Regions from separate parts of the Homo sapiens genome. Here regions 2 and 3 are each linked to region 1. The links are chromatin loops, found by intact Hi-C in ENCODE. Cell type or tissue: PC-9. All regions are shown on one strand.

Evidence for each region. Hi-C counts contacts between places; a loop is a spot of excess contacts. Peaks named below come from ENCODE experiments on the same cell type or tissue, not always from the same donor. Only the 100,000 strongest peaks of a DNase experiment are listed, where the experiment ranks them.
Region 2: it touches region 1 in a loop (2.5-fold over the local background); 11 of 110 quality-filtered maps call a loop at or near these places.
Region 3: it touches region 1 in a loop (12-fold over the local background); 26 of 110 quality-filtered maps call a loop at or near these places.

Annotation. Positions count from the first base shown.
Region 1 is chrX:132,222,694-132,230,693 of GRCh38, forward strand. All of the region lies in intron 1 of RAP2C-AS1 (RAP2C antisense RNA 1), which reads left to right. Among named protein-coding and RNA genes, the nearest start is that of RAP2C, 7.2 kb to the left of the region's middle. RefSeq lists an enhancer at 1,060-1,589. In PC-9, CTCF peaks have their summits at 3,655 (motif pointing right) and 3,867; a DNase peak (open chromatin) is centred at 5,248; H3K27ac peaks cover 1,296 bases.
Region 2 is chrX:132,288,628-132,296,627 of GRCh38, forward strand. The region is part of intron 2 of RAP2C-AS1 (RAP2C antisense RNA 1); the gene reads left to right. Among named protein-coding and RNA genes, the nearest start is that of RAP2C, 73 kb to the left of the region's middle. RefSeq lists an enhancer at 1,086-2,285. In PC-9, CTCF peaks have their summits at 4,310 (motif pointing right) and 4,511; a DNase peak (open chromatin) is centred at 4,344.
Region 3 is chrX:132,628,385-132,636,384 of GRCh38, forward strand. HS6ST2 (heparan sulfate 6-O-sulfotransferase 2) reads right to left here. Exons shown (of 5, transcript NM_001394073.1): 5 at 1-709. Among named protein-coding and RNA genes, the nearest start is that of HS6ST2-AS1, 35 kb to the right of the region's middle. In PC-9, CTCF peaks have their summits at 3,408 (motif pointing left), 3,607 and 7,909 (motif pointing right); no DNase peak of the experiment used is centred here.

The DNA.
Region 1 (8,000 bases):
ATCATTAGTTAATCATTAGTTCTGCATGTCAGGCTCCCCCAGTACACAAAACCAATTTTATACCTTTATTATTATCTTTTTTCTCATGAAAATAATGTTATTTGCAAAAAATTATAAAAGTATAATCCCACTACCTGGAGAAAATTGCTATTAACATTTTAGTGTCTTTCACAATTTTTTTTCTGGAGAGAGTTAAAGAACATTTTTTTTTTGTAAACTAATAATGGGTTCATATAAATTTGTGAATGGCTTCTTTCACTTACTGAAACATCATGTCTGCATAAAGCACTAAAAAATACTCATGTATCCCTCATCCCCTACATGAGTAAGCCTTTTTTCCTATAGCTTTAGCTTTCCTACAGCATCAATGAGAATTTAATCACATTCAATTTTGCTCACCTGGAATCCTTCATCCAATCAATGAGATTTCACTAGAGGTGCTGCTGACCACAGAGGACACTACCCCAACCTGGCCAGGCAGACACTCCTACAAAGTCACAAATTTGTGCGACTGCTGACAAAGTTAGTTTCTCAGAACTGAGAGGCGTACTAAATAGGGATGTGTTTAAAATAGATCTGAATTCCTTAACAATTTTTCCCTCTCCACTTCATCCTTGATTTGAAAGATAGTAGTTAGAAAATTATTTTGTAATCTATCAAGTACCAAATAAATTTAAAGAATTAGTACTAATAATAACTATACTCCCATACTCCTAATATATGTACATCAGAATCACCTGGAGGTGATGTGAACCACAGACGGCCAGGTCTCAACCCCAGAGTTTTTTATTCAGTAGGTCTGGGTCAGGATCTATAATTTGCATATCTAAGTTCCCAGATGACACTGTTGCTGCTGGCCCAGGGACCACATTTTAAGCACCACTGTTCTGTAAAGCGGTAGGACATTATTTGGGGCTTTCTTGCTTGATACTCATTAATGTATCCACTCATTCATTTATCACACAGTTATTGAATTCCTACTCTGTGCCAAGCACTTTACTAGCATTTTTGAGGAATATAGACAATACAATCAACATTACAGTATAGCGTGGCACATCCTGTGATACAGATATCGGCCAGGGTGTTATGGGAGACTTAGGAAGGGTATCAGGGAAGATTTCCTAGAGAAGGTGATTGGGCAGTAGGCAAGGAGGCCAGAAGAATCGGTAGGGGCTAGAACCATAGGGGAAAGCCTTGAGTAGTAAGCTAAGGGGTTTGACTTTTCCCCTGGAGGCTGTAGGAAGCCATGGAATGTGTTTTTACAAAGGTCTTAATTGCGGTATACAAAATCAGGGGCTAGCGACATCCATGCCAGGTTCAACCATTGGCTGTGCTGCATATGTAGCCTGAGGCAAGTTACTTCTTACCTTCTCTGAGCTTCTCTTTCATCATGTGTGAAGGGAAAATATTAATAGATCTACCTTATTTGGGTATTGTGAAGATTAAGTAAGAAAAAGTGCCTAAGTACCCATCATATGGTAGGTGTTTAACAAATGGTGATTATGATCAGGTTTAAGCCATAGAAAGAAATGACATGTAAGACATGCTTCTCAGGTTATTAAAATCCATTTGAAATTGCCAAGCTAGTCTCAATATCAAGGCCATATTTGATGTGAAGATTAAGTAAGAAAAAGTGCCTAAGTACCCACCATACGGTAGGTGTTTAACAAATGGTGTTTATGATCAGGTTTAAACCATAGAAAGAAATGACGTGTAAGACAGGCTTCTCAGATTATTAAAATCCATTTGAAATTGCCAAGCTAGTCTCAATATCAAGGCCATATTTGATGTGGTGGCAAGTCGGATGATTTAATCATGTAATGATAATAGTTTATCTTGTCTTTTGTTTTGTTTTGTTTTGGAGACAGAGTTGCTCTGTCATCCAGGCTGGAGTGCAGTGGTGCGATCTCAGCTCACTGCAACCTCCGCCTCCTGGGTTCAAGCGATTCTCCTGCCTCAGCTTCCCCAGTAGCTGGGGCTACAGGTGCATGCCAGAATCCCTGGTAATTTGTTGTTGTTGTTGTATTTTTTAGTAGAGATGGGGTTTCACCATATTGCCCAGGCTGGCCTCGAACTTCTGCGCTCAGGCAATCTACTTGCCTCAGCCTCCCAAAGTGCTAGGATTACAGGCTTGAGCCACCACACCCAGCCTGATGATAATTTCTTGATTACAGATTATTTGCGAGGCACTGTGCAAAGTGATTTATGCACATCATTTCATTTAATCCTAGCAATAACCTTAAGAGTTAGGTATTATTATTCCCAATTTTACAAACAAAGGAATTAAGGCTCAAAGAAGTTAGTTTGTACATAGTCGAACAGTTGGGTAGTGGTAGAGTTTGAATTCAAACCTAAGTTAGTCTGAGCCTATCTTATATTAGCCACCTTGTTCCACAGAAAGCAGTTTTGTTTCTTTGAAGGACAGGGCAGCGAATGGGCAGTGAGGCAAGGTTAAAGAATCTAGACTTTATTACCCTGTTTCTCTGCCCTCGAGTAAGACTGACTGTTCATACTGATTTCAAGTGCCCTCTGGAAACATGCCTCTATAACCTCCCAGGGGCCCCTTGACCTTGGATCTGTGGCACCTGGTACTGAACCTGAGGTGGTCATAGTTACTTTCCAAAGTGCTCTGGAACATTTACAACAAGGAGCCCCCTTGTTTTGACACTAGGACAATATTAGACTCTGTAAGAGGAGGCATTGGGGTAAGCCTAGTTATTTTTAATGCTGCTATTACTACTATTGTTTATTGAGCACTTGCCACATGTCAGAAATTCTGTACTTCAATCCTTACAGCAACCCTATAAGGCAAGCACATTGTCATCATCATCTCTAGTTTAGAGATGAGGAAACTGAGGCTCACACAACTAAGTTCACACAGCCGGTAGATGCAGATTCAAGCAGAAAACTCGTTCATTCATTTTTACAAACCTTGCATTTTCATTTCTTCCTTTGCCTCTGTACCTATAACACCTTCAAACACAGATGTAATCCTCCTGAATTCTTTTACTGCCCACAAGTTTTATTTACCACATAGTTTAAGCCCTATTTTTAATGATGTATATACAAATCGTGTTTCTCCTCAAAATTATTTCATGCCATAAAAAGTCACTCTTCCCTCCCTTTATTTACAAATTCATTCCTCTTTAGAAATGAGCACTTATAATAATTACATGCAAGGCCAAATTTTTACTGTTTAGTGTAAACCCATAATGTGAAATTGAGAATGGTTGAAAAGCACGGTTATGAAAACATCGTGGACTCCAGACTCATCCCATACAATTTCCAAGGGGAATTTATTCTAAGTACTTTAAAACTTACAAAGAGTTGAATTCTGAACTACTTGGGCCTCTATGCACTCTTAGCAATTCCCCCAGCAGGGAACCAAAAATGAGAATAGAAAGAAATTGCCTCAACATTGAATTCTTAGACATTTAGAAGGCCTGGAGTCTGAATACTTTAAAAGGCTGTTATTTAAATGTGGGAAATGATGTGAAAAGTATAATGTAAAGATAAGATAAATATTGTTTGCTAAAATAAATCATCGGGTTTTTTTTTGTCAAATTCATGGCAATTTTAAAATCCTGTTAATTCTATTTATTTTTTTCTTATTTGGAGCAGGTAGCTGAATATGCAGAGTTCTGGCACTAGGTGTCAGCAAAAGATTAAACTAAAAACACCCACTTTGGGTTTTTTTCTTTTCTTTTTTCTTTCTACACATATATATTTGAGACAGGGTCTCACTCTGTCACCCAGGCTTTAGTGCGGTGGCATGATCATAGCTCACTGCAGCCTCGAACTCCCTGGGCTCAGGTGATCCTCCCAACTCAGCCTCCGGAGTAGCTGGGACTACAGCCATGTGCCACCATGCCCAGCTAATTTTTTGTATTTTTTTTTTTTTTTGTAGAAATGGGGTATTGCTATGTTGCCTGGGCTGGTCTCAAACTCCTTGGCTTAAGCAATCCTCCTGCCTTGGCCTCCCGAAGTGCTGGGATTACAGTCATGAGCCACCATGCCCGGCCTAATCTTCCATATATTTCAAACTTTATAAAAATAAAAATAAAATACATAGTCTGGATTTTAAAAAGAAGAGACAACACACTTCCTTGTTGCCATGACAACGTCAGCATGAGAGAGGCTGGGTTGCTGCTGCTCAAGTAGGCACCTTACAGAGATCCTCATGGCTCAAGGAATTCAATGTAAGACCGTTTGACCTTTAGCATTGAATGGCTGGGGACTCAATTTTGTGTCAGCTAGAAAGCTGGGGAATGAGAAGTTTGGAGGGTTGGATGGGGTGGTGAGGTACACTCCTGTAAACCAGATCTTAAAAGTCTAAATATTAAATTATTTTACATAGAAATGTAGTGTTCAAGCCAACCACAGTGCTTGTGCAGACAAATTCAGTGGATGCTTTTCCCACATGACAAGATTAACAAAATTAACTTAGAGGCTAGCTTTGAGAACCCAGGCTGATCCTAAGGGTTTCTCAAACTTACTATGTTAATTTTAGCATATCATAGGGTTTTTTTTTCCTTTTAATATCCAGAGCTTTCCCCCCTTCTTGTGATTCCTGTCACAGTAAATGGTGTTACCATCCAGCAGTCATTGAAAGTAGAACTTAGGGTATTGTTTTAGGTCATTCTTGTGTTGCTAGAAAGAAATACCTAAGGCTGGGTAATTTATAAAGAAGAGGTTTAACTGGGTCAAGGTTCTGCAGGCTGTACAGGATACATGGCATGTGCATCTGCTGGCTTCTAGGGAGGCCTTGGGGAGCTTTTACTTATGGTGGAAGGTCAAGCAGGAGCAGGCAGGTCACACGGGGAAAGCAGGAGCAAGAGGAAAAGAGCAGGAGGTGCCACACACTCTTACACAACCAGATCTTGCAACAACTGACTCACTATAGCAAGGACAGCACCAAGCCATGAAAGATCTGCCCCCATGATCCAATCACATTCCACCAGGCCCCACCTCCAACACTGGGGATTACGTTTCCACATGAGATTTGATGGGGACACAGATCCAAACCATATAAAATATCACTCTTAACTCTTCCTTTATCCTCATTTCCTATAACCAAACAACCCATTAAGTCCTGCCAAGTCTACCTCCTTAGTCTTTCTTACATCCGTCATATCCTATGTCTGCTCTAGTGTGTAGAGGGACTGGAGAAACATTTGTGTGACAACTCTTTCCTGAATGCTGTAATAGCCTCCTAAATCGTTTGTATGTCTCTGGTGTTTTCTGCATACTTTTACCAGTGTTATGAAACAAGTCTGTTTGAAACAAGTCTAACTACATATTTCTGCTGATTTCAACAACTCTCTATCAGAAAAAGCCCAAGTTTATACGCATGAAATATAAGGTCTTCTATATTCTTATTCCTGCCTACCTTCCAAGCACATCTCCCACCTTCACATCCTTTATGTTCTAGTACAAATAAAATCATCATGGTTTCAGTGAATTTGCACCCAGTCTTATGGCTTTAAATACCATCTTACATACTGCAGACTCCCAAATTTACATCTCCAGTTCAGACTGCTCCCATAGTTCTAGATCAGGGGTCCACGACCTCTGGGCCATGGGCCGGTACCGGTCTGTGGCCTGTTAGGAACTGGGTCACACAGCAGGAGGTGACTTGTGGGTGAGGAAGCATTACCGCCTGAGCTCTGCCTCCTATCAGATCAGCAGCGGCATTAGATTCTCATAGGAGCATGAACCCTATTGTGAACAGCGCATGCGAAGGATCTAGGTTGTATGCCCCTTATGAGAATCTAACTGCCTGATGATTTGACATGGAACAGTTTCATGCTGAAACCATCCCCTGCTGTCGCCCCCCACCTCCCCACCCTCTATGGAAAAAATTGTCTTCCACAAAACCAGTCCCTGGTGCCAAAAAGGTTGGGGACCGCTACTCTAGATTCATACTTATACTATAGTTCCATTTGTATTACTCAGACATCTCAGATTTAACATGTCCAATGCTGAATCTTGATAACCACCTCTCCTCAGAAATGAACACATGCCTCTCCTGCAGTCAGTCTTCCTTTCTTTCTCTTTCTTTTTCTTTCTTTCTCTCTCTTTCTTTCTTTCTCTCTCTCTTCCCTCCCTCCCTCCCTCCCTCCCTCCCTCCCTCCCTCCCTCCCTCCTTCCTTCCTTCCTTCCTTCCTCTCTCTCTCTCTCACTCTCTCTGTCTCTCAGACAAGATCTTGCTCTGTTGCCCAGGAAGGAGTACAATGGTGCAATCATGGCTTACTGTAGCCTTAACCTCCTGGGCTCAAGCAATCCTCCCACCTCTGCCTCCTGAATAGCTGGGACTACAGGCAAGCGTCACCATACCCGGCTAATTTGTGTATGTTTTGTAGAGATGAGGTCTCATTTTGTTGCCCAGACTGGTCTCGTACTCCTGGGCTCAAGCAGTCCTCCTGCTTGCACCTTCTGAAGTGTTGGGATTACAGGCATGAGCCACCATTCCCAGCCTCCCTTCTGCAGTCTTAAAAATCTCAGTAAATGGCAACTCCAGCTTCCAGTTGCACAGACTACACTCTTCCAGTCATCCTAGAGTCTTCTTTTCCCCTTATGCCATACAATCCAACCCATCTGGAGATACTGAAGTTCTTATCTTCATAATATGTCCAAAATGTGACTATTTCTTACCACACCCACTGCTAAGAATCTGGCCCAAACCACCATTTTCACTTTTCTGGATGATTATTGTATTCTTCTAATTGCTCTTGCTGTTTGTGAACTTAGCCTCCTTCAATCTATTCTCAACGCAGTAGCCAAACTGATCCCATTATAGCCACAAAATCCTACAGTAATTTCTCATCTCACTCAGAGCAAAGTCAAAGTCCTTACAATAATCTAAAAAGCACTACATAATCTGGCTCTTCATAAATGATAGATATACTCTTACACTAGCCTCTGTACTTGCTGTGCCATCTAGAACGTTCTTCCCCCAGATTCTCAGTTTCCTTCCTTTCTTCAGCTGTTTTACTCAAGAGCTCCTACTCTGTGTAACATTGCACCCCCTCCTCATGCAATACCTTCAAGTCTTATTTATTTTTTTCTCATTAGCACTTACACTTTTCTAATGTACTATGTTCTTTAGGGATTTTAATATGTTTCCCCTATTACAATGTAAACTCCACAAGGATGGGTACTTTTGTAAATTTTGTTCACTGAATATCCCATGGTCTAGAAAAGTGCCTGCAACGTGGTAGGTGTTAAATAGTGATGATGTTATTAAACTGTTTACACAGTTCTGTACATATTTTATTTGCATATGCCTTATATATTACCTCTGCCCAGAGGGCTTTCCCCTATCTTCATTTTTCCCCGCTATGGATTGGCAGCATTCTTTTTTCTTAAAAAAATCAGCTTTATTGAAATATAATTTACACACCACATAATTCATCCACTTAAGGGGTACAATTCAATGATAGTATTATGTTACAGAGTTACGCAACCATCACCACATTTTTTTTCTTCAAATTCTATTTTAAGTTCTGGGGTACATGTGCAGCATGTGCAGGTTTGTTACATAGGTAAACATGTGCCATGGTGGTTTGCTGCACAGATCATCCCACCACCTAGGTATTAAGCCCCGCATCCATTAGCTATTCTTCCTGATGCTCTCCCTACCCCCACCTTCCCCTCTGAGAGGCCCCAGTGTGTGCGTCACCACAATTTTAGAACATTTTTATCACTTCAAAAAGAAGCCAGGTACTCTAGCTATTGTCTCTCTATCTCCATTCCTGCAGCCCTAACCAACCACTAATCTACTTTCTGTCTCTCTAGATTTGCCTCTTCTGGACATTTCATATAAATGGAATCATATAATATGTGGTTTTTTGTGACTAGCTTGTTTCACTTAGCATAATGTTTCTAAGCTTCATCCATGTGATAGCATATATCAGTACTTCATTCCTTTTCATGGCCAAATAATATTATATTATATTATATTATATTGATATACCACATTTTGTTTATCCATTTGTCAG
Region 2 (8,000 bases), 66 kb after region 1:
CATGTTTAGTGCTTCCTTCAGGAGCTCTTTTAGGGCAGGCCTGGTGGTGACAAAATCTCTCAGCATTTGCTTGTCTGTAAAGTATTTTATTTCTCCTTCACTTATGAAGCTTAGTTTGGCTGGATATGAAATTCTGGTTGAAAATTCTTTTCTTTAAGAATGTTGAATATCGGCCCCCGCTCTCTTCTGGCTTGTAGAGTTTCTGCCGAGAGATCAGCTGTTAGTCTGATGGGCTTCCCTTTGTGGGTAACCTGACCTTTCTCTCTGGCTGCCCTTGACATTTTTTCCTTCACTTCTACTTTGGTGAATCTGATCTTTATGTGCCTTGGAGTTGCTCTTCTCGAGGAGCATCTTTGTGGCATTCTCTGTATTTCCTGAATTTGAATGTTGGCTTGCCTTGCTAGATTGGGGAAGTTCTCCTGGATAATATCCTGCAGAGTGTTTTCCAACTTGGTTGCATTCTCCCCGTCACTTTCAGGTACACCATTCGGACGTAGATTTGGTCTTTTCACATAGTCCCATATTTCTTGGAGGCTTTGTTCATTTCTTTTTATTCTTTTTTCTCTAAACTTCTCTTCTCACTTCATTTCATTCATTTGATCTTCCATCACTGATACCCTTTCTTCCAGTTGATCGAATTGGCTACTGAGGTTTGTGCATTCTTCACGTAGTTCTTGTGCCATGGTTTTCAGCTCCGTCAGTTCCTTTAGGGACTTCTCTGCATTGGTTATTCTAGTTAGCCATTCGTCTAGTCTTTTTTCAAGGTTTTTAACTTCTTTGCCATGGGTTCGAACTTCCTCCTTTAGCTCGGTGAAGTTTCATCGTCTGAAGCCTTCTTCTCTCAACTCGTCAAAGTCATTCTCCATCCAGCTTTGTTCCGTTGCTGGTGAGGAGCTGCATTTCTTTGGAGGAGTAGAGGTGCTCTGATTTTTAGAATTTTCAGTTTTTCTGCTCTGTTTTTTCCCCATCTTTTTGGTTTTATCTACCTTTGGTCTTTGATGATGGTGATGTGCAGATGGGGTTTTGGTGTGTATGTCCTTCCTGTTTGTTAGTTTTCCTTCTAGCAGTCAGGAGCCTCAGGTGCAGGTTTGTTGGAGTTTGCTGGAGGTCCACTCCAGACCCTGTTTGCCTGGGTATCAGCAGCAGAGGCTGCAGAACAGAGAATATTGGTGAACAGCAAATGTTGCTGCCTGATCGTTCCTCTGCAAGTTTTGTCTCAGAGGAGTACCCGGCTATGTGAGGTGTCAGTCCGCCCCTACTAGGGGGTGCCTCCCAGTTAGGCTACTCGGGGATCAGGGACCCACTTGAGGAGGCAGTCTGTCCATTCTCAGATCTCAAGCTGCGTGCTGGGAGAACCACTGCTGTCTTCCAATCTGTCAGACAGGGACATTTAAGTCTGCAGAGGTTTCTGCTGCGTTTTGTTTGGCTATGCCCTGCCCCCAGAGGTGGAGGCTACAGAGGCAGGCAGGCAGACCTCCTTGAGCTGTGGTGGGCTCCACCCAGTTTGAGCTTCCTGGCCGCTTTGTTTACCTACTCAAGCCTCGGCAATGGCGGTCACCCCTCCCCCAGCCTTGCTGCCGCCTTGCAGTTTGATCTCAAACTGCTGTGCTAGCAATGAGTCAGGCTCTGTGGGTGTAGGACCCTCTGAGCCATGCGTGGGATATAATCTCCTGGTGTGCCGTTTACTAAGACCGTCAGAAAAGCACAGTATTAGGGTGGGAATGACCCGATTTTCCAGGTGCCGTCTGTCACCCCTTTCCTTGGCTAGGAAAGGGAATTCCCTGACCCCTTGCCCTTCCTGGGTGAGGCGATGCCTCGCCCTGCTTTGGCTCATGCTTGGTGCACTGCACCCACTGTCCTGCACCCACCGTCTGAAAGTCCCCAGTGAGATGAACCCGGTACCTCAGTTGGAAATGCAGAAATCATCCATCTTCTGCGTCGCTCACGCTGGGAGCTATAAACTGGATCTGTTCCTATTCAGCCATCTTGGAACCGCTTCTATCTGATAATTATTTCTTTTGCTGTGCAGAAGCTTTTTAGTTTAATTAGGTCCCATTTATTCAGTTTTGTTTTTGTTGCATTTGCTTTTGGGGTCTTAGTCATAAATTATTTGCCTAGGCCAATGTTCAGAAGAGTTTTTCCTAGGTTTTCTTCTAGATTTTTAATGGTATCAGTTCTTAGATCCATCTTGAGTTAAATTTTGTACATGGTAAGATATAGGGATCTGGTTTTGTTCTTCTACATGTAGCTATCCAATTTTCCCAGCACCATTTATTGAACAGGATATCTTTTCCCTAATTTATGCTTTTGTATGCTTTGTCAAAGATCAGTTGGTTGTAAGATGTGGCTTTATTCCTGAGACCTCTATTCTGTTCCATCAGTTACATGTCTACGTTTTTACCAGTACCATGCTCTTTTGGTTACTATAGCCTTGTAGTATAATTTGAAGTCAGGTAATGTGATGCCTCAAGATTTGTTTTTCTGCTTAGGATTGCTTTGGCTATTTGGACTTTTTTCTGGTTCTATATGAATTTAGGGGATTTTTCTAATTCTGTGAAAAAATGATGTTGGTATTTTGATAGGAATTGCATTGAATCTGTAGGTTGCTTTGAGCAGTGTGGTCATTTTCATCGTATTGATTCTTCCAGTGCATGAGCATGGGATGTATTTCCATTTGTTTGTGTCATCTACAATTTCTTGCAGCTGTGTTTTGTAATACTCCTTACAGAGATGTTTCACCTCCTTGGTTAGGTATATTCCTGGGTATTTTATTTTTTGCAGCTACTGTAAAAGGAATTGAGTCTTGATTTGTCATTCAGTTTGGTCATTGTTGGTGCATAGCAGTACTGCTCACTTGTCTATATTGATGTTGTAGCCTGGGACTTTACCAAGTTCATTTATCAGATTTAAAAGTGTTTTGGAGGAGTCTTTAGGGTATTCTAGATATAAGATCATATAATCAGAAAACAAAGATAGTTCGATTTCCTCTTTTCCAATTGGGATGCCCTTTATTTCTTTCTCTTGCCTGATTGCTGTGGCTAGAACTTCGAAATGTAACTTTTATATGCACTCAGCAACCAAAAACATTATGTTGCTCACTTTATTGCAATATTTGCTTTATGGCAGTGGTCTGAAAGCAAATCCACAATATCTTCAAGGTATGCTTATTTATGCAGGACATCCTTTGTTGGATAAGTTTGAAGGTGGAGAGACCAATCAAAAGATGATTGTCGTAGCACAGGTGAGAGAGATGATGGAGGCTGTGACTGGGTTGTTGCTAATGCAGATGAAGAAAAGTGGATGAATTGGGCATCTATAACAAATGCTGAAACCACAACCATTTCAGTTTTCCAGTTGAGAGGTTATGAGGTCAGATCCAGCACAGTGTATGTAGAAACAGAAAATAAGAGATATCTTAGAGATATAACTTTGAAGGAAGTCTCAAAGACTTAATGCCAGGGAGAATTAGAGCATATTGAGGGTGCGGGAGACTGATTTGTGGTCTCAATCATTAGGGAGATTGAAGGACCAGACAAAGAAATGAGGAGCAAAGGATGGAGACAGGGTGTGGGGAGAAGTGAGGAGGGGGACAGTTTTGGGAAAATTTTAATGATGAAAAGTCAGAGGATATCCAAATGAACATGCCCCATAAGCAATTGGAAATGTAGGTCTGGAGCTCAGGAGCAAGAAAACACTGCAAACGTAATGGGACAAAAGATCTTTCACATTTATATTTAGGTAGAGATGTATCCAGAGACCTGTAGACGTCTTTGGTATTACTTTTTTTAAAAACAAACATGTGATCATCCATAGTCTCTAATACTTATCTACAACCCCAAGAAGGTCTTTCGTTATTGTTGTTTTATTTTTGTTTTTGTTTTTAGGGAGTTGGGTATGGAGTGATCATGTGGGAAGGAACATACGGACAAGGTAAAAGAGTGTGGGATTGGGGAGAAATTGAGAACAAGAGAGGAGAAAAGCACATAAAGCATATCAGAAGCTGCTCCCACCACCATCTCTCTAAAGCTATGATTGAGATGCTGGGCCAGGTTGAGTGATTGTGTTAATTCCCCCTCCCTACCCCATTTTCAGTGAAAGTTTCACCTAGCTTCATGAATAACTGTGTCTTGCTCTGTCTCACTTGCTTTGGCCTTGTCTTTGTCCTTCTCTGTCTTTGTCTCTCCTAGTTTCCTTATCGAGCTTTCCCTCGGGGGACTTTTTCATTCTTCACTAGCCCAATATTTCATCCTTGGGTTGGTTCATGTTTCTCCAAAATGCTGACAGCTCCATCAGAGAATGCAAGGATGAATTGCCACAAATATATTTCTGAACTGCCACTAGATGGCAGTGTCTGGGAACTTTGTTAACTCGGTCTAGGCATTCATGAGTGCCTGACTGCTGAGTGGTAGGGAGTTTCATTTGATTATTCTGCTTTTAGGCCGTTGCAACCAGTTGCTAACACAAGTGCTAGACTTAGCTGGATCTCTTTCTCCATGATAGAAGAAAATTCATGTTTGTAAAGCACCCAGGGCTGGAAAAGCCTGTTCTTTAAGAGGGTTAGCGTTTTCCTCTACCTCAATTCTCACACAAGTTCCTAGCCCTTAGATTCCTTAGATTCCCTTTTGTTCCCCCTTCAGCTGTTGTTTGTTGTTTGGTTTCATTTTTTATGCAAATATATTTCCTCCTTCCCCAGCTTTGTTAGTAAGTTGGATCAATTCTCTTTCCTCTTTTTGAGGATGGACTTGTAGAATCATCTGCTATCAAAGCTTGAAGAACTCTTAGATGTCGTCGAGTCCAATCCAATCATTTACAGATAGAGAAACTGAGGCAAAGACAGGAGCAGAAACTTGTTCAAGGCCATATAAAAATTCAAGGCAGAATCCTATGGGACAATCTCATGACATACTTGTAATAATCAACAAAACAACCAGAAGATTATTTTTGATCCATTAATTGTGGATCTAGCACAATAGAGGAAGGGGAGGGAGACAGGAGGTATAGGACATGGTGCCTGTTCTCAAGGCACTTAGAATCTAGGTGGGAATATAGACTTTTACACAATGAAAAAGAATAAATGCATTGTGTGATAAGGTAATCTAAGAAAAAATGCTAATGTAGGCAAGTGGTACAGGGATTCAGAGGAACAACAGCTCTAAGAGAAAACAAGGCAATGGGTGGGGGTGAAGGTGAAGCTGGGAGATGAGAAATTCAAAGATTATTATTATTCAGGGATCAAGGCCTAATAAGTAGGCCTGACAAGTAGAGGGTAGGGGTCAATAAGAAGTAAAAGATAAGACTCAGTGATAGGCTGGGACTGTACTGTACAGGCTCTTAAATGCCAGGCTAATTCCTGGTAATGCTGAACAGAAACTTTCAAATGCTTTCAATCTATTTTCTATTTACGGTGGTAACTTTCTGCTATGTTTGATTCCCCAAGAAGTAGCCTCTTTGCTCTGCCGTGCTTTTCCCCATTAGTCTCATGTTGCCGGCCCAGCAGAAGGGAGATGAAGTAGAGCTGAAAAATCAGTCTGGGGCTTATTTCCACTACAGCTTTTCCCTAGTGATTCAATCAAGAGTGACCTGGACATTCTCCAATCCTAAACCCATTTCATTCATTTTATTTCCATTCTCCACCCACTCATGGGAGTCTGAGCACCTGGCCTCTGCATCCCACAACTTCCTTTGTCACAAGGGCTTTCCAGAAGGTTTGGAGAGCTCTTGACAGCTGAGAAACACCTATAGAAGGTGAGCATGACTTCATGCAAATGAAAGAGGCCTCCATACAAAACAGCTCTTTAAAAGCAGTCTGAACGTAGGAACAATCCAAGAGCCCTTTCAAATTGTCAAGAGCACATCAGTGCCCAAGCATCTTGGCCAGCCACATTTCAAAGCCAAGCAATGCCACCCTCTCCCCTTCTCAACTCTCCCTTTATACTCCCAAATGGCTTGAGGTCTTTCTACCAGGATACAGTGGATACCTCTGCCTCAGCACCTTCCATCTGGCTTTCTTCCCGCCATTTGCTGTCTTCTCGTCCCCACAGAATGCTATATCTTTCCTCTTAGCCTCTGCTTAGTATACAACCTGACACAGTAGGTACTCAATACACGGTGTTCTTTTCCTTCACAAGGACCTTAGAGATTATCTAGGCCTGAATATTATGGAGCCACCTAATGGACCACTGGGGGTAGGGATCATTGGGAAATAAGGAAATACTCTGACAATTACAGTCTTCATTTCTGTAACTGGTCACATGGTTGTAGTTGGAATTTATAACTACCTTCTTCTACTACCCATTCTGCATCTTCTTTGTCTTCAGCAAACACCTCAGCTGGTTGTGGTTCTTTACCTGGAGGCATGACCCAAACCCTCATTCCTGAAGGGTCTGGGCCATTAGTAGTCTTGCCTGGATTGGTTTGTTGTCTTTTCCATTTACCTTAATCACAGGGCGTGGAAATACTAAGATGCATCTTAAGGGATCCTCTGTATTCCAGACATATTCTTCCTTACCTACATTGTGGAGTTATAGTTCAATTTCTCCTTGGTATTCAGAATCAATCAACTCAGCCAGCACAATAACTCCCTTCCTTGCCTCCTGTTGATTCAGAGGCATGAGGAGCCCAAAGTGGCCAGGCAGCAGCCTTAACTTTCAATTCAATGGAATCATTGTTGTGTCTTCTGGCGGAAGCATTCCTCCCTTTGGAACTAAGACTTCTTGGCCAGCAGACCATAAATTCATGAAAAGAGGCAGTAGAAATTTTGCTAGTAGATCACTAGGGGTGATGGTGAGTGGTACCACTCCCTTTGCCACCCCTTAATTGCTGGACCCATGAATCCTGGCTATGGGAGAAACAGCCCCATCTGAAGATGCTGATTCAGAGCATATACAGCCTTCTGGAGAACTTTCCCCTTGCCCTACAAGGTATTGCCAGCTGGCTGGTGCTGTAACAGAGTTTTTAAAAAGCCAGTTTGCAGTGAAGTGAGTTCCTTTATCAGAAGCAATGCTGGGTGGAATACTATGATGGTAAATAGGGCATTCTGTAAGTCTACAGAGGGTAGTTTTGAAAGAATAATTGTGTTCAGGGAAGGCAAATCCTTATCCATAGTAAGTGTCTATTCCAGTATGGACAAAACTTCCACGATGGAAGTGGCCCAATGTAATCAGCCTGCCACTGTATCAGGGATTCAGTGTTGGTCTCTGCTGCTGGCAGATTGGACACCCCGCCATGGCCATAGCCAAGTTGGCCTTGTTGAATAGAAGTTCATGTTGCTGATTCCATGCATAACCTCCATTCCTGCCACCATGGTCACTTTGTTTATGAGCCCATTGAGCAATGACAGAGGTGGCTGGGAAAGAGACTAGTATCCATAAATGGGTGATTCTATCCACTTGATTATTAAAATCCTCTGCTGAAGTCACCTTTTGATGAGCATTCACAAATATCTTCATTTTTTTACCCATTCATAGAGATCTATCCCATACCTCTTCCCCAAATTTCTTTCTCATCAATGTTCCAATTACGTTCCCTTCAAGTCTCTGACCATCCAGCTAAACTATTGGCCACAGACCATGAATTAGTGTATAATAATGTCTAGCCATTTTTTCTTCCAAACAAAGTGAATGACAAGTGCACTTTTTCAAGTTCTGCCTACTGGGAATATTTCCCTTCATCAATGTCCTTTAGGGATGTTTCAGAGAGGGGCTGTAGTCCTGCAGCTGTCCACTTTTGGATAGTGCCTGTATATCATGCAGAATCATCTATAAAGCAGGTCTGGGTCCTCTCTTCCTCCATGACCTGATCATAGGAAACTCCCCCATGAGGCCATAGCTGCAAGCTTACAGACAGAAGATAGTGTAGCAGGAATGAGGCTCATGGGCATTTAGGCCACTTCTTCGTGTAACTTATTTGTGCTCTCAGGTCCTGTTCAGACCAATCAAGAATAATATCACTTTCATTTAATGATGAAGTATTTTGGTGCATGCCCAATTTTATGGCTTGGT
Region 3 (8,000 bases), 410 kb after region 1:
ATTCGGATTTGGGTTCTGACTCTGATTCTGATTCGGATTCTGGCTCTGGCCCTGACCCTGGCTCTGGAAATGGGTCTGAAGGAGCCTTCCCTTCAGAAATTTGCGTTGTTCCTGACGCTTTCGCCTGGCCTCCTGATGCTCTTTCTGCCTCATAAACTGATACCTCTGCAAAAAAAGGTCTTTGGCATAGCTGTACAACTCCATATCCAGAAAATTCAGTCCCTCAATACGCTTTTGAATTTCCTCATTGATCTCTACACTAGAGGCCCTAGTGGTATTATACTGGGTAAATGGCGAAATAAAGTTCATGTTGAAGGTTTTCTCAAACAGATATTGGGTCTTCCGCTGAAACTCAGTGAGGCCGAAGAACGCCATGTGCTTCAGATTTGACTTGGCACTTTCCAGAAGGACCTTGTTTCTTTGCTTTTCAGGCATGACAGAGAGGTTGTAGCAGCCTACCAGGGTCAGGTCGGAGAGCATGCGCACCTGGCGGTTGTTGGCTAGATTGTAGGGACAGTCCATAAACTCTTTGAGGGGGCAGCCAGACCAGTCATCGCCAGTGTAGCAGCTGGGCAGCTCTTCGGAGGTTGGAGGCCTTCCATCGCAGACATGCAGGGATGCTTTCCATGTTGCCCCTCTCTGGACATGCCTCCACTCACTCAAGTACCGGGACACTGGGTCTCGGAGGATGGTGATGTAGTGGAAGTTCCTATGGATGAAGCACAAAAACCAACAGTCAGAGATATGGGCGAAATAAGTGGAGTCATGGAGGTACATGGCATATGTGGTGTTCACTGGCTAAAAAGGAAGGCAAAGCAAAAATGACAGGGATCTGATGGCATTTGTCCTGTAAACTGTACTGCAGTCCCCTCTCTGAGTCTCACTAGCCTAGAGATAGCTAATTTTTTCAACCAATTTGCTGATACTTCAGCTAAAACAGGTATGAAAAGGTTAGATTCCAGACATTGACCTTGTCATGCTTCACTCCCGTTCGTTCCCCCTTCCCCTCTTTTTCTCCCTCTCTAACCAAAGACAAAATCTTCCCAATGACACCATTGGCTAACTAGGCAACCACTTTATTTCATGCCCCCCACTCTAAACCATTTAGTGATCATGAAATGGAGACTCATTGGAAGCACATACTTTATTGGAGTGAAATGGAGTTGACAAGTGGGTTCAAATTCGAATCTTATTAAATATGCAATAGCATTTTTTCTAATATCCAGTCTAATCTGCATATCTTTTTGTTTTTAAAAAACTCATTAAAAGAGTGTATGATATGATACTCTTGATTCTGGCTGTTGTCATATTATGGCTCATACATTATGGAAGTGGAATGTAGAGATAGGCAGAGTAGCCCAGGGCCTCCAGCAATAAACGCTGTGGTTAGTCACTGACTGAAATAGACATGGTAGCTGCCAATGGCATGTATGCAAGCTACTACCTTGGTTTCCACCTTTGCTCCTATGATAATATTCCCAGGATAGGAAACTTAACTCTATCAGCAGCTTCAAAATGTCCCTTTTCCTTATCTACTAAAAGGGCACGTGGATGTCAGCAAGTGTGGAGGCTTTGCTGTATGGCTGTCTTCTCTTTAGGGCTTCAAACAAAGTTCTTTGCTCAAATAGCAGACTAGCAAACATTTAAACCACATGTTAACACACTCACACCATACATGGTAGGCACACGCCCCAGAAACATCAAGTCCATGATACAATCAGGCATACTTAAGGAGAGAACCGTGTCATTGTGCTTTTCATGAGAAATGGGTTACCACTCAGGTACAGAAGATGAAGGACGAGGCCACAGAAGGGCATATTGTGGAAAGAAAGCAACAATAAACATTGAATATTAGCATTTAGCTTCTTAAAGGAAACCCGGAGAATGGCTTGCAACTTTTCTGAAATATTCATTCCCATCTGAGGGAGTGGTTGTTCTCTACACATACATGAGGAGCCACAGGGAACCTGCTCAGCCACCTGCTTAACTGAATATTGGCTGATGTTCATTGAGGAAACGTTTCTCCCAACTGGGGCTTCCATCACCTCAGGCATCCTGAAATCTATCTCCTATGCCTCTATCCTGTACATGGTGCTTGCTCTGCCTGCCATGATCTTCCCTCTTTGGCTGGAAAATTCTACTCATCCTTCAATACCAGTTCAAGTACCATCTCTTTTGTGAAAAAATGTACCCCACTCTGTGTTGCCAGTTATCATTTCTTCCTCTGTGTTGCCATAGCACTTCTATACTTAGCCTTTGTTAAAATATTTGTGATACTGGGGCTGGGCACGGTGGCTCATGCCTGTAATCCCAGCAGTTTGGGAGGCTGAGGTGGGTGGGTTGCTTGAGGTAAGGAGTTTGAGACCAGCCTGGACAACACGGTGAAACCCCATCTGTTAAAAATACAAAAATTAGCCAGGTGTGGTTGTGCGCTCCCGTAATCCTAGCTACTCAGGAGGCTGAGGCACGAGAATCACTTGAACCCAGGAGACGGAGGTTGCAGTGAGCTGTGGTTGTGCCACTGCATTTCAGCCTGAGCAATAGAGTGAGACCCTACCCCTCCACCCCACTGCCTCCCCCAAAAATGTGTGATACTGAATTACAATTAATTGTTTATATTTCCACTTAAACTATGTTTTCAAGGACAGGGGCTCTGTCCTATTCTTCTATATAGCCCTCATCCCATCCATTCCAGCTTTGTACATTGGCCTTCATCCCTGGCATAAAGCAGAATCTCAGTAACTTCTTTAACTGCTTACTTGATGAACTATCCTGGGGAAGAGGAAGGAGAGAGCTAGGGACATGCCTCATGACATAAAAACTCTGGATAATCTTCTAAGTGCCTTGCAAAAAATCACAGGAAGGTTTTTCTTAAAATAAATCACTTTATATATTTTTTCAGGAAGAAACAAGCATTGGGCACAGGAGAAGCATCTGGGAGTGAGGATGGAAAAGGGGCCAAGAGCACTTTCACTTGTCTCACTACTTTCCCTAGGACCTGATCTTGTTGGTGCCACTAAAATTCATCTCTATGAGAAGCCACTGCTAAAGAGTAGCAGCTTTTGTTCTCCAGTAGCCTTTACCAACAAAGATGACTACTAAAGCCCTGGGTTCCCTCCTTCCACTCCTAGCTTTAGTACTCATCCATTCAGTGCATACTTATTGAGCCTTTATGCTAGCCCTGAGGCAACAGTTTAGTGGCAATTAGTCTGATTATTTGGAAAAAAAAAAAAAGAAATTTATTAAGGTCTGTGACACATTTGGATTAACCTTTCAACCAGCTTTTCCAGGCATGCATTGTAATGGGGGCTGCTCGGTGTTCTAACCCCCCAAAATGGAGTCACCTTCATGCTTAGCTGGAAGTCTTCTTGCCCTAACTTCTTGTATTGGTTTAAGCCTACAGTGACATCTTCTGGTAAATATTAAGAGTGCACCACAGTGGAAGTCTGCAGCTCTCCTTCCTAAACATTGTTCCTAGCCTTTCAGAGCAAATACATCCCAACCACCAGGGTTAATGACACAATCAATGTTTCATAAGCACCACCCCTACCCCAACATGGATAGAGAGAAGGCAACACAGAGACAGACTTTCAGAGAGGGTCTCTCATGTTGTGGGTGTGTGGATCCAGTATGCATTCAACTTGAAGGTCACCTAGTGCCCTTAAGAAATACGGACAGCCCAACGTAGGCAGCCTCAGTGTCTACACTGTAGGGATTTTCACTGCAGCAGAGAAGTTAGAGGGGCACACACATACACACACTGCTGCCTTGGTGATAACAGCCACCTAGACTCATATGACAAAACCTGCAGAGATTCAGTGAGTGTCAACAGCCCCCTTCTTCCAGGGCAAATAGCCTTGGGGACCCAGAATGCCTCAACTGAAAGCACTTGATGCTGCTTAGAAATATTCCATGTGTAGAAAGAAAGAAAGATCTGCTGAAGGGTAGGTGTCCAGGGTCCAGGGGTCTCCTGAATTTCATGGTGTGTTGGAAGTAGGAAGGCAGGTAAAGATAACACCTTGGAGGTTATGTCAGAAAAAGAATCCAGGATGCTCATTATATCCAAGGAAGAGCTTTTAGGGCAATATCAGAGAAGCACGCTGGGGAATGCAGCTGGGGTCGGGGGCAAACAGAGACATGGCCAGTTTTCCCTCAGTGGTCAGGTCAGGTCAAGACTTGCTTAGTCTTGGCACCTAATGTGTGCCTGGCACTATGGCAGGCACTGGGGATACAGACAGGGATAAGACATGGAAACCCGGGGAAAGTGTTTCAATTGTGTGTGCCATGAATGCTTGGAGCAAGTGCAGGGTATGATTAAAAAAAAACACCTCACACTGATTTCTAACCTAGCCTAAAGATAAGACAAGGGTTTCTGCAGCTTTATTTTGAAAAACAAGAATTAGATGAGGCAACTGGGCACGGTGGCTCACACCTGTAATTCCAGCACTTTGGGAGGCCAAGGTGGGCAGATCACTTGAACCCAATAGTTCAAGACCAGCCTGAACAACATGGTGAAACCCTGTCTCTGCAAAAAATAGAAAAATTAGTGGGCGTGGTGGTGCACACCTGTAGTCTCAGCTACTAGGGAGGCTGAGGCGAGAGGATCACTTGAGCCTAGGAGGTAGAAGCTGCAGTGCACCATGGTATCACCACTGCACTCCAGCCTGGGTGACAGAGTGTGAGACTCCATCTCAAAAAAAAAAAAAAAAAAATGAGTCAAGGAGAGAGGAAAGGAGTATGAGACAGAAGGATCAGCATGAGCAGAGGCACAGAGGCATAAACCAGCCTATTGTGCAAGAGAAACGTGCATCAAAAAACCTCCCGGGGAGTGAAGGAGTAGTGGCAGGAATTGAAGATGGAGAGGGAGCCCAGGACCTGGTTGTGAAAGGCCACAGATGCCATATTAAAGCATTCAAAGTTAATTCTGCAGGCAACAGAGAGGCTTTGAAGGGCTTTAAGCAGGGGAATGACATGATGAGGTCTGTGTTTTAGAAAGATCATTATGTATATGAAGATGAAATTCGTGAAGTTAGTTAAGAGGCCACTGCAGAAGACAAGGCAAAAGAGAAGGAGGAGCAGACTAGAGAAATATTTAGCGGGTAAAAGTGACAAAAGGGATTCGGGGGAGAAAGAGGAGGAGGACTTAAGGATGCCTCCTAGAGCTCTGGAGGAAGGACTGAGGTGCCTGCGGGACATCTGAGTAGAGTTGAATGAACAGATCTGGCACTCAGAGAGCAACCTGGGCTGAAGATAAGGTACGGAGTGGTCAGCACAAAGTGGTAATTTCCAGACCATCATGGTCTATTTAGGGACCTTTTTAAAATTCCACTTGTGTGGCTTCAGATATTCGAAGACAGCATTTACCCCAGGGCTTCTCTTCTTTATGCTAAAAATGGTTTTCAACTATTCTCTATATAGCTTCAAGGCCCCGCTATCCTGTTGTCTGCCTGCAAGTGCATTCCACTTTATTGGAACATGGCCTGCTAAGCACGATCTGACAAGCAACAAGAAGGGACAGCCTATCACCTTCCTCATTCTTGACACCATTTCTCTTAATGTGGCCTCAGATCACATGGACCATTTTGGCGGCCACACCACACCACTGATACACAGTAAGCTCAATTGTTTCATACTTTCACATATATGCCACGCTGGAACGCAATCTATATTGTCAGGAACTGATGCAGTGTATTTGTGGCCCTGTTTAATCTCTTCTTGATGGAGGAAATCTAAGCCTGTCAAAAGACATCTACATTCTGATTATATCCCCCAATATCTTCACCATACTTTCCTGTTCCTGTTGGCAATGCCTGGATTCAGGCATTGATCAAAACAGAGCAAGATGCAGGTGAGAGCAAGTCTCTGATAGTTGCTGGAAATCTTTCTTCAGGTTGACATGAAACTGAAGGGTGCCGCTGAATGGACTGACTGAATTTTAACTGAATGAGGCCAGTTCAGCCCCAGGAAAATCATACGCCACCTGTTTCACTTAGTAGTAATTGGACAGGACTTTCTTGTGACCAAATGTATCACCTAATTAAAATGACAAGGTGTCACATTTTTAAATTGGAGCCATGACTCCCCATTGGGTTACATGGGTTAATTGAATGGCTGATTGGTGCTTCTGTATGCCCATGGTGACTTTACAGGCACTACACAGTTAAAGGTTTACCACCTTCTACTGAATGACAGTTCTCTGGGTGGCCTTGGACCAACACAATACTCCCCTCATTCTTGCTTGTCATTCTTAAGAATAACTGTAGAATGTGCTGGGAGTGCAGTATCCTGAGATAGGGAGGAACTGCCTGAAACAGCAAAAGCCTTGTTCCAGTCCTTCCTGGAGAATCTAACATCTTGAGATAGGGAGGAACTGCCTGGGACAGCCCAGCCTTTGTTCCTTTCTCTCAGAAGCAGGATGTCCTTCAAAGCTTTGCTAAATGAGTCACATGGCCCCTGAGGTATATAACTCAGGAAAGGCTGCCTTTTGGGGTCTCTCAGCTATGGTGCAAGTGAGGCATGCTTAATCGAGACTCATTCACCCAGGCAGCTTTCTTGAGTCTTGGGAAACCATCTCACAGTGGATCCTAGGCTTCTTTTGTCCCTTGCTGCCTATCTGTAAGTAATAAACCCACTTCATGTAACTTGTTGCTTATGAGTGTGTTCTGTCTCACCAAACCCATAGAAGTTTATAAACAATGCACAGTGAACCTGCTTTGTGTCTACAAGTTTAGGCCAACTTTTTCCTGTCACTGATAAGCAATTGTCGAAATAATAGCAACAAATGAAAGAGTTGTCCAAGCAAGAAACCAAAGGGCCATCCTTGACTCCTCTAATCTCCCCTCACTACTAAGAGCTAAACATTCGCTTAAGTCCTTTCCAGTTTCTAATAGCTCTGAAATCCATCCTTTGCACCACTGCCTGGGGTCAGGCCTTCATCACTTCTCTACTAAAACATTGCAGTAGCATCCCGTCCTACTCTTCAGGTCTCCAGTCCCATGCCACTTCCACACCCCCAGATGGCACATACCTGACCTGTCATTCCCTAATTAAGCCCTCCCAATGGCTCCCTATCAACTATGACATGAAGCCAAGCTCCTCCACATGCTACAGACAGCCTTGTGGAATCCAGCAACCACCTTTCTTTCTGTCCAGCCTTCTCAAGTGAGCTCCCTCTATACAAGTCTTTCTCAATTGTGAGTGATCTTCCATCTCCACTCCCCAAACCCCCAACTCTGGGCCACTTGGCAATATCTGGGGATATTTTGGTTGTAATGACTTGGGGAGGGGGTTGGTACTGGCATCTAGTAAGTCAAGTCCAGGGATGTTGCTAAATATCCTATCATGCACAGTCCCCCTACAACAAAGAAATACCCTGCCTCAGATGCCAATAATGCCAAGGTTGAGGAACCTTGCTCTATACCCTATATGCTGAATTTTCCAAATCAAAGTCCCAGGCAGTGACTCCACAGGTGCTTTGCCTCTGTATATGGAGTGCCCACTCTTTTGAATGGCTTCTATTTATCCTTTGTAGGTTACCTGGCAAAGTCTTTCAAAACTCAACTCAAAGACTGTCTCCTCCGCGAAACCTTCCTTGACCTCCCTGGATGGAGTTAAGCACCCCCTTCTCTGCTCCAGACGCCCTGGTGTTCTCCCATTGTAACATGTATCACAATGTGCTGGGATTGTCAAGCGATTTTTCTGCCTCTTCCGCTGGACTATGAGCTCTGGGAGGGTAAGAACCATGTATCTATCCTCAGGGCCTAGCACAATGTTTGACATAAAGTAAGCAATTAATAAAAGATTGTTGAATGAATTTCTGCAGGAGAAGCAGCAGAGCTTATGATGAGCAAATAGGAAAATGCGTATCTTATTCTTTGATAAGGAAAAGCCACTAGATGTCACTATGAAATAACAGATATACCATTTTATACCTGTAATGGAGCATTTTAAGGAGATGTAGCTGTGAAGGACATTGTTATATTTAGCTGTTGTCCCTGACT